2 separate regions of the Homo sapiens genome follow, and region 2 is linked to region 1. Evidence: chromatin loops called from intact Hi-C (ENCODE). Cell type or tissue: endothelial cell of umbilical vein. All regions are shown on one strand. Each heading gives the region's core, and the rest is flanking DNA. Links, peaks and the distances in the headings are about the cores only.

Region 1 (5,380 bases), core at 273-5,272:
GATTTTCTCATCTGCATGATGGATTATTTTATAGGTTGACCACTCGTCCTGGTTTGCCTGAGACTGAAGGGCATCCTGGGACACAGAACTTCCAGTGCTAAAACCCAGAAAATCCCAGGCATATCAAGATGAGTTGGTCACTTAGAGGACAGATGAATTGAAATGACATATAGAAATGGACTCACACTGTGCCCTGCATCTAATAGCTGCTCTATAAATGTAGTCACACAAAAACGTGCTCCTCACATGGTAAAAGAAAAATAAAATGAAACAAATAGGTGAGTGCAAAATAATTGCAGTTTTTGAATTGTTGGAATTTGCTGTATAATACTGGAATACATTCTTAAATAAATGTGGTTATGTTATACATCATTTTAATGGACATTTCTCGCTTTATGTTTGCTAATGACTTATCACTTGCTGTTTATTTTATGTGTATTTAAACTATAGAAATGATGTTAGACATAAAGCAAATTCAAGTGATTTTCTTATTCGAGTTCAAAATGGGTCGTAAAATAGCAGAGACAACTCGTAACATCGACAATGCATTTGGCCCAGGAACTGCTAACGAATGTACAGTGCAGTGGCAGTTCAAGGAGACAAGGAGCGTAGTGGTGGGCCATTGGAAGTTGACAATGACAAACTAAGAGCAATCATTGAAGCTGATCCTCTTACAACCACACAAGAAGTTGCTGAAGAACTCAACATCAGCATTTGAGGCATATTGGAAAGGTGACAAAGCCCGATAAGTGGGTGCCTCATGAGCTGATCGAAAATCAAGAAAATCATCATTTTGAAGTGTCTTCTCTTATTCAACGCAACGGCAAACCATTTCTCAATTGGATTGCCACATGCGACAAAAAGTGGCTTTTATACAACAATTGGTGATGACCAGCTCAGTGACTGGACCCACAAGAAGCTTTGAAGCACTTCCAAAGCCAAACCTGCACCAAAAAAGGTCCTGGTCACTGTTTGGTGGTCTACGGCCGGTCTGATCCACTGCAGCTTTCTGAATCCCAGCGGAACCATTATATCTGAAAAGTATGCTCAGCAAACTGATGAGATGCACCGAAAACTGCAATGCCTGCAGCCGGCATTCGTCAACAGAAAGGGCCCAATTCTTCTTCATGACAATGCACAACCAAAGTTTCAAAAGTTGAACAAATTGGGCTACAAAGTTTTGCCTCATCTGCCACATTCACCGGACTTCTCGCCAACTGACTACCACTTCTTCAAGCATCTCGATAACTTTTTGCAGGGAAAATGCTTCCCCAACAAGCAGGATGCAGAAAATGCATTCCAAGAGTTCGTCGAATCCCGAAGCATGGATTTTTACACTGCAGGAATAAACAAACTTATTAATCATTGGCAAAAATGTGTTGATTGCAATGGTTCCTGTTTTGATTAATGAAGATGTGTTTGAGTCTAGTTCTAATGATTTAAAATTCACGGTCTAAAACCGCAATGACTTTTGCACCAACCTACGCTAAGGCAGCTAAGGCAGCACACAGGAGAGAGGAACTCTGAGAGCATCCCAGGGAGCTGGATGGTGAAGGAGGAGTTGGAGTTGATTAGGTGAGGAATGATGATTGGGGAGGTGCATTCTGTGTATGGAATGTTCATAAATGCATGAAAGCTTAAGAGCTTACAGCTGGGATGTCCTGTGCGGCTAGAACTAAGCAGGTAAGATCTCGAAGGTAAATCTGATTCATATCAGAGAGGCCTATTGTGATTCTAATGAATTTGGACATCATTCTTAAGGTCTCCAAACACTTTTGATGATGCATCCTTTTGGTGAAGAAAAAAAGAAAGGTACCCATACCTTTCCCAATATAATACATGTTATATTTATGAATAATGTACATGTATTGTGTAAATAAATAAAGCATACAAAAAATACAAGTGTTTAAAGGATCAAATTAAAGGTAAATACAAACAAGGGTTCTGTTTTTCTTCTACGCTCCCATGAATTACCTTACCTGCTTCCTCGAGGACACACACCCTACCTCAGAAACAGCCACTTTAGGCAGCAAAGAGTCACAGAGAGTTTTAAAGCAAAAAACTGACATGAGCAGATTTGATTTTTAGAAGATTGCCTTGGATATATATGTAGAAGACAAGGCTGGAAACAAAACGCCCAACGGGAAGCTATTGTAAAAGTCCAGGAGAAACGTACCAGTGGCCTGAATGAAGGTGACCACAGTGGATTTACAGAGAAGGTGACAGACTGGAGAGACATTTAGGAAGTAGAATCAAAAGGACATGTGGGGCTGGGTGCAGTGGCTCACGCCTGTAATCCCAGCACTCTGGGAGACCAAGATGGGTGGATCGCTTGAGCTCAGGAGTTGGAGACCAGCCTGGGCAACATGGCAAACCACTTCTCTACAAAAAAAAAAAATATATATATATATATATATTTAAGCTGGGTTTGGTGGCTCATACCTGTAGTCCCAGCTACTTGGGAGGCTGGGGTGAGAGGATCCTCTGAGCCTGGGAGGCAGAGGTTGAAGTGAGCCGAGATCACACCTCACTCCAGCCTGGGCAACAGAGAGAGACCTGGTCTCAAAAAACAAAAACAAAAACAAACAAAAAAAGAACATGTGACTGAGAAGGGACCTATTGAGTTAAACAAATACATGAATGCATACAATTGAAAGACGTCCACAAAGAGAGACACGCCTGGACCTGACATGAAATTCACTGACACTTTTGATCCACATCCCACGTATGATACAGAAAAACAACCAGGCCGGGTCCCCATTATGACTCCTGCGTACTTTGGCTCCCTGAGCCCCTGCCTCTATACACACACACACACTTTTTAAAAGTATATGTATGAAAGTAGGGCCAGGCGCAGTGGCTCACGCCTGTAATCCCAGCACTTTGGGAAGCCGAGGCGGGCGGATCACAAGGTCAGGAGATCGAGACCATCCTGGCTAACATAGTGAAACCCCGTCTCTACTAAAAACACAAAAAATTAGCCGGGCATGGTGGCGGGCGCCTGTAGTCCCAGCTACTCGGGAGGCTGAGGCAGGAGAATGGCGTGAACCCGGGAGGCGGAGCTTGCAGTGAGCCAAGGTCGTGCCACTGCACTCCAGCGTGGGCAACAGAGCGAGACTCCGTCTCAAAAAAAAAAAAAAAAGAAAGAAAGTATATTTAATGATTGCATTAGTAAAAAAGTGAATATAATCCAAGAGTATTATATTCACTTTTTTTCTTCTGATTTTAAAGTAAATGAAAACACTTTTGTGGGTCCCCAAGATTATCATGCCTTCAGGGCCTGAAAGACACACCAGGCTCTTTTCTTATTGAGGATTCAGCGCCATCTGGTGGTTCTCATCTCGCAAGGGTGCCCAGCCACTTCCGCTCTGCAGAAAAAGGTTCATCGGCAAAATTTTCATTCAGAGAATACTGACTAAGCCTAACCGCTCTGATTACTGCTTGACTCAGATCCAAACTGCCCGACACTGGGCTTTGAGGCTGTCTGATTGGCAGGAGCTAAAGTGAGACTTCAAGAAGACAACGAGAGCCCAGTAGTGACCACAAATCAGCTGAGGAAAGCCAACAGTCCAACTTTTTCATCAGATTGTTAGTGCAGTAATTTTCCTCATTTTTGTGCTTGAGGCAACATATCGAAGAGAATATAAAAAGAAGACAAGTTTAAGAAAGCATCTTTTTAAAATCCAAAAAAAAATCACAGTTTATGAATATTCATTAATCATTTCCTGCTCTCCTCTTGCCTGTACTTCATTCTATACCTGCAGATGTCACCCACGTGGGTCCATCCTCCAAGAAGCTGGAGGCTTGCCCGTGTGTCCCGTAGTACAGAATGTGGGGGTACATGGGCCACTACCACTGGGGTAATGTTCCCTGCGTCCCAAAACCGGGATTCAGGAGCTCTTCCTTTGAAGTCATGAATTTATAAAAGGTGTTTAATAATCGTTGCTACCATACATATTGTTATGTATGAATTGTGTCCTCCAAAATCCATATGTTGAGGTCCTAACCCGCAGCACCTCAGAAAGTGATCTTATTTGGAAACAAGGCCTTTGCAGATGTAATTAGTGAAGTAAAGGTGAGGTCGTTCTGGAGCTGAGTAGGGTTCCTAATCCAATATGACCGGTGTTCTTTTAAGAAGGGAAAATTTGGCCAGGCACAGTGGCTCACACCTGTAATCCCAGCACTTTGGGAGGCCGACGCAGGCAGATCACGAGGTCAGGAGATCGAGACCATCCTGGCTAACATGGTGAAACCCCGTCTCTACTAAAAATACAAAAAATTACCCAGGCGTGGTGGCGGGCGCCTGTAATCCCAGCTACTCAGGAGGCTGAGGTAGGAGAACGGCATGAACCCGGGAGGTGGAGCTTGAAGTAAGCTGAGATTGCGCCACTGCACTCCAGTCTGGGCGACGGAGCGAGACTCCGTCTAAAAAAAAAAAAGAAGGGAAAATTTGAAGATAGATGCATAGAGGGATGATGCTGTGAAGACGCAGGGAGAAGACCACCATCCACAGGCCAAGGAGAGTGGCCCAGAACAAACCCTTCACTCAGAGCTCTCAGAAGGAGCCAGGCCTCTGACACCTTCATCTCACACTTTTAGCCTCCAGAGTTGTGAGATGATACATTTCTGTAGTTTGAGCCACCTAGTTTGTGGTAGTTTGTGACAGCAGCCCTGGAAAATGAACTGAGATTTGTGGTGGTTTGCTGGCAATCTTTGGTGCTCCTTGGCATGTAGAAGCATCACCGTGTGCATGCTGCAGTGGGTCCACTATTAGCCCAGAAAACCCCCCGGAAGACTGCTCTGGCGGAGGACCTGAAGAACACACCTTTCAGCAAAGTGATGAAGAATGCACTGGTGTTGGGACCGTCCTCCATAGCCAAGGGATGATGATAAAATAGAACATCACAGAACTGAATTCACAGACAGCAGTGAGGCCAACAGGTGCCCCAAACAATGGAGAAGGTGGTTGTGGTCAGTCATCACAAAAGCTAGGTGGTTACTAATACAGTGACAGCAGAGTCTGAACATTAATGGAGACAGGTGACAGGACACAGTAACCCTAGGGACAGAATGAATGGACAGCTATCAAAGGTACTGACCAACATGTACAATCAAACAAAATCGAAGATGGTTAAGGGCAGTCATCCCAGTGAAAAGGTCCTCATCCTTTACCCAGTTGCTAGACCCGAACAAGTTTTCAAAGTCAGATCCCACCAACTGACAGAGAGGTCGAGTTTCCAGGATGAAGACCCTGTGACAACAAGTCAAGCGCACGTGACAACAATTCCACAGCCTTCCTCAAAGAGATTTGCTCCATTTACTCAGGTAAACATGCACTGGGGGCAGGGAAAAACCCAAACATGTCAAGGACTGGTAGACG
Region 2 (5,380 bases), core at 332-5,331, 400 kb before region 1:
ACTTGGAAATAGTGTTGATCATTACTTAAATTGCTGTCCCCTCAGGAGTTAGATTTCCAAAGGAAAAAATATAATTCTTGTCATTCACTTAAAATTTACTGTCTATTTCTCATTGTGATTATCTTTAATAGTATGATATTTTTTATTTTATCTCTCACACCATAGTATTTCATTTACTTTTAAAGTGGTCGTCTCATCAGGTTCTAAGATCAGGTTGCTTATTTGTCAGGCAAAAATACTCATGGATTCTAAATTATATTTTCTCCACAGCATGTTATTATGAAGTCACCAGTTTAGTATTTGACCTCAAATGACACTGAGGTCCATTATGTTAATATGCGCTCTCACTATAGTTTAAGTTTATTACAGAATATTCTGAAAGATCTAAATTTATTTGTAACTCGTGGGCAAACTCCCATTTTAAATCCTCTAGTTGTTTAGAGTCACAGCAAAACTAGCAACTTGCCTTTCAACATTTGCAATAGCATAATGTGGCTTTCCACAAGCCACACTTGTTTTTAAAAGTATGTGCTAAAGAGGCTGACTCAGCATTCTGAGATGCTCTGGCATTGTATTACCCGCCCCCCCCACAAAAATTTTTTTTCTTTATCTCATACCTCAAATTACAGGTTATTTGTATGCAAAAACTGCAGCTAGTTCATCTGTGATACTAACTGCTGGCGACTCAATAAAAGCTTTTTAGTAACATGTTTTTCTTAATCGAATATTGTGTTGCTTTTATAATATCTACAAACTAATTGATAAATCTCACACTTTTAATCATTTCACTTTGGAACATACTCTATTTATTCTCCACACTAAAATATTGGGCAAAAAAAACTTTTATAAGAAGTGCAGAAATAAAATTGCCAAAGTCTAATTATAAAACAAAAATATTTGGGGTTTGATTTTAAATGTTTTAATTAGAAAAGGAAAAGCAGTTTTAAGTGCAGCTTGCTATATAGCCATATTCATATCAATATATATTATTATGTTAACACAATAATAACTCTTTGCCCTTTTCATATGGAAAATATATTGTGAAAAAGAGAATGACCTTTGTTCTACCAAATGTTAAACAATAAAAGCATATCGTTTTGTCTGACCATTTAAGACCCATGATCACTTTTAAAACTCAACAATGCTTGGTTAAATAGTCTTAATTCTTTGTAGTCTGTGCTACACATACAAAGATTACACAGATTTCTTTTCTAAAACTTTAAAATTATTTTCTAGTTTCACTAGAAACAACAGGTGTAAGATTCTATTTCCACCACAAGGTGTCAGTCCACGGTAATTTAATCTTCAAAGGGCTTTAAACTAATCCATGGAAAGTCAGTGACTACAGAAAATGCTTATATTAAAACATGAACAGTCTTCGGTGCCCTAGCTGTGAATAAAAAACAATCATGGAAAATGTGGTTGCGCGTTTATTTTCCTTTGTGTTTTCTACTCAGCTTAGTCCTGAGAATGTTGTATACCAAATCCCCAGAATTTTGCAATTCATGTCTCAGACCCTATCTCGAGGCTGGTTCCAACGGAGAGAAGTAAATCCCCTGCTCAAGTTGTCTTTTTCTAAAACCTTGGAATATTAACAGTTAACTTTACTTTAGGTTTGGAATACTTCATTGAGCTAGGATATGGGAAGCTGCACTTAAAAGCTGAGGCAAGGAAGGGAGGGACGGAGTAAACATGGGGTTTAAGGGTTTTTTTTTTCGGCTGGGGAGCAGGGTTTGTGCGATTAAAGGTACACAATTTGAACAATTCAGGGAGCAAGTCACTCTCAGAAATTCAGCTTCGGATTCCTCAAACTGTCAATCACAGCCACTTCAGGACCGGCTGTTAGGTTTTAAATAAGGTGGCTGGGCGCGGTGGCTCACGCCTGTAATCTCAGCACTTTGGGAGGCCGAGGCGGGTGGATCACGAGGTCAGGAGTTCAGGACCAGCCTGGCCAAGATGGTGAAACCCCCGTCTCTACTAAAAATACAAAAATTAGCCGGGCACAGTGGCAGGCGCCTGTAATCCCAGCTACTCGGGAGGCTGAGGCAGGAGAATCGCTTGAACCCGGGGCCGGAGGTTGCAGTTAGCCAAGATCGCGCCACCGCACTCCAGCCTGGGCAACAGACTGAGACTCCGTCTCAAAAAAAAATAAAATAAAATAAAAATAAATAAGCTAACGTGTGGGAGGGTTTGTAAGCTCTAAACGGTCTATCTCAAAGTGTGATCTGGGAATGCTTCCATATCTCATGGGAACTTGTTAGAAATGAGAATCTCAGACCTCATCCCAGACATACTGAACCGGAAACTGTGGGTGGACAGCCCAACAATCGGTGTTTTAATATGCCCCCGGGTAATCTTATACACGCTGAAGTCTGAGAACCACTGCTCTAGAGAAATGCACAAACGTTCCTTAGTGGAGATTAAACAAAAGGCGAGGGGTTGGAGGGCGCGAAACGGACCTCAAGGGCAGGGCAGACGGCATTTGAGAGGAAACTGGGAGAGGCCGGAGTGCGACTTGGGGAGTCTTAGCCTCCAAGGACGTTCCCGAACCCTGCGGACGCGGGGCGCCAGCAGGTGGCGCTGGACGCGCAACTGACAAGGAGGCGGGGCCTGCAGCAGGCTTGGAGGCTTCGCGCTCTGGAGGCTCAGGCGCCGCGTGGGGCCGGCACCTCCCGGCAGCAGCGGCAGCTGAGACTCACGGTCAAGCTACGGCGAGGAGTGGGTGAGTCCCTTGAATCGTTCTCACTGGCCGTTTGCTCCTCGAGTCCGCCTGCGTGTCCCTGCAAGGCTGGGCGCCCGCTCCCAGTCTTGGGAGGGGTGTAGCGGGTCGCAAGCCTTCTCGTGACCTGGACGGCGGCCCTCCTGGGCGAGCGGTGCTCAATTCTTCGCTTATGCGCGGCTCTGGGGCGCCCTGTCTTCCAGCCCAGCTGGGTTGTGGCCGGGCCGGGGGCTGGGGGGAGCCAGGGACTCAGAGGAAGCCTTTTCGCTAGGGGCTTAAGGTTGTGGTAGATTATTAAGTTTGTGCTCAGGTTGGATTTTGATGGCAAGTTTTTTAACGTGGCAAAGTCGCCAGAGTTTGCTGTGCATTGACGAATGACTGGTGCACAGTACTTAAAATCGTGCTACTTCTCGTCTTCGGGTTTCCTGGTAACAGAGGTTTTCATTTTCAGTCCTTAGAACACTGGCCCTACTCTTTCAGGATCTGGGTGGGGTTCAGGTTCCCTCCAAAATAGTCAATCAAGGCTTTAAATATGTAATTCTGGTCAAATCCACTGGAAGGAGTTTGTAGACATAAATTTTTTGTACACTTCCAAATTTCTTACTTTGTTACTTTTGTAAAATACATTTCCCTCCACATCCTGACGTGTAATAAAAGGTTATTCATTTAACATGAATGTTAAGCACAGAGGGAAAGCAATGCTTAAAAAGAAAAACAGCACAGTGAAAAAAAAACCCAAAAAACTCGACTTCACTTAGTTAAATGTAAAACAAGTGTGCACTTGAAAGTATAAAAGGTTGGAAATGCAGTGCAACCCACAATGTATTCCAGGCATTGGGTTTCTTCATATTCTCAACTGCGGGACATAAACATGAGTCAGTTGGGCTGTGCCAACATTTAGGAACACCAGGGCAGCCATCTTGGTACAGCAAAACAGCAGTCGCATTAGAAATGTGCTCCACTTTTTTAAAAGCGGGTGAAAGAGAACTTTGGGTCGAATTCTGGGGTTCCTAACATTTTAACACTAGGTTGTTTTCTGTTATTTTTCTTTTTATGAAAAGATTTTACTGTAGAACTTAAATTACATTTTGGTTAATGTCTGATGAAAACCAACAAATTTATTTGACTCATAGTTTATTTTCCTGGCTTATGGGCATAGAGTTGAGTGTGGGCCACACAGTCAACAAGCTTCCTCACTGTCATGGGCTTTTCCTTGGCTTCGCTCTTGAGTGTGGTCTCCTTACCATGCAGACAAATGGCTGGGTAACTCTCCAGGGCCACTCTGGTTTTCCACCCAGACTCTTTGTAGTGGCAATCAGTCAGCAAACACTGCCAACCTGCTAGCTACCCCAGGACTGGGTCTAGAAGACAGCGCTGAGCCTTTTCCTCTACTTCCCTTCCCATGCCACCATCTGCCTATAAAACTTTATCCTCTTCTAGGATACATCGCTCTACCATGCAGTTGAAATGCCTGCCTTCTCTCCTAGACCTCAAGGTTTTTCAGAGCAGAGGCTTTATCTCATTTAACTTTGCATTCCTCCTGCCTTACATTGTTGTTCACAATATAGTTACTGAATTCATACTGAATAAATGTGGGTGGATTTGTTAGCATCCTTACCATCCTGCACCTCTCAAAGTTAAAAGATCTTCTAAACATAGTGGATTATTTCTTACATTTGATTATAGTAGGTGACACTTCCATTCCTAGCACCTCCCTCCCCCACCCCACAAACTATTAAGTTGGTGATATGGTTTGGAGCTGTGTCTCCCCCTCAGATCTCATGTTGAAATGTAACCCCCAGTGCGGGAGCTGGGGTCTGGTGGGAGGTGATCGGACCATGGGAGCAGTTTCTCATGGTTTAACACCATCCCCCCTTGGTGCTGTTGTCACGTTAGTGCAGGGGTCCCCAACCCCCTGGCCGCAGACTGGTATCAGTCAGTGTCCTGTTAGGAACTGGGCTGCACAGCAGGAGGGGAGTGGCAGGCCAGCGAGCATTACTGCCTGAGCTCCACCTCCTGTCAGATGAACGGTGGCATTAGATTCTCCTAAGTACATGAACCCTATTGCAAACTGCACATGCAAGGGACCTAGGTTGTGTGCTCCTTATGAGAATCTAACTATTGCCTGATGATCTGAGGTGGAACAGTTTCACCTCAAAACCCTATCCCCCTTCCCCTACTTGGAAAAATTGTCTTCCACGAAACCAGTCCCTGGTGCCAAAAAGGTTGGGGACCACTGCAATAATGTAAGACGCCTGCTCCCACTTCACCTTCCACCATGACTATAAGCCCTCTGAGGCCTCCCCAGAAGCAGATGTTGCCATGCTTCCTTTACAGCCTATGGAACCATGAGCCAATTAAATCTCCTTTCTTTATAATAATTACCCAGTCTCAGGTATTTCTTTATAGCAGTGCGAGAACAGCCTAATACAGTTGGTTAAGTCACCAAATGACTTGGAATAATGCTGTTAAGGAGATAGAGTGTCATTTCCTCCAGAGCAGGCATGAGTGTCATTTCTATTTTTCCTCTTTAATGTTGGTCACAGAGTTGGGTTCATAAATACTTGATGATTGGCATATGCTTTACTCAGAATTCTTTTACATGCCAGTGGTGAACACCCAAATCACACTAACTTAAACCAAAAAAAAAGGGAATGTGTT

What was found. Peaks named below come from ENCODE experiments on the same cell type or tissue, not always from the same donor. Only the 100,000 strongest peaks of a DNase experiment are listed, where the experiment ranks them.
Region 2: it touches region 1 in a loop (7-fold over the local background); 23 of 110 quality-filtered maps call a loop at or near these places.

The regions. Positions count from the first base shown.
Region 1 is chr7:22,101,845-22,107,224 of GRCh38, reverse strand. No RefSeq gene overlaps it. Among named protein-coding and RNA genes, the nearest start is that of CDCA7L, 160 kb to the right of the region's middle. RefSeq lists a silencer at 3,440-3,529, a cis regulatory region at 5,248 and an enhancer at 5,176-5,320. In endothelial cell of umbilical vein, for the core only: a CTCF peak has its summit at 3,341 (motif pointing left); a DNase peak (open chromatin) is centred at 3,374; H3K27me3 peaks cover 273 bases.
Region 2 is chr7:22,497,456-22,502,835 of GRCh38, reverse strand. It overlaps STEAP1B (STEAP family member 1B), which reads left to right and starts at 2,648. Exons shown (of 5, transcript NM_001382447.1): 1 at 2,648-2,722. In endothelial cell of umbilical vein, for the core only: CTCF peaks have their summits at 1,286 (motif pointing right), 2,344 and 2,569 (motif pointing right); DNase peaks (open chromatin) are centred at 1,315 and 2,605; H3K4me3 peaks cover 644 bases; H3K27ac peaks cover 3,080 bases.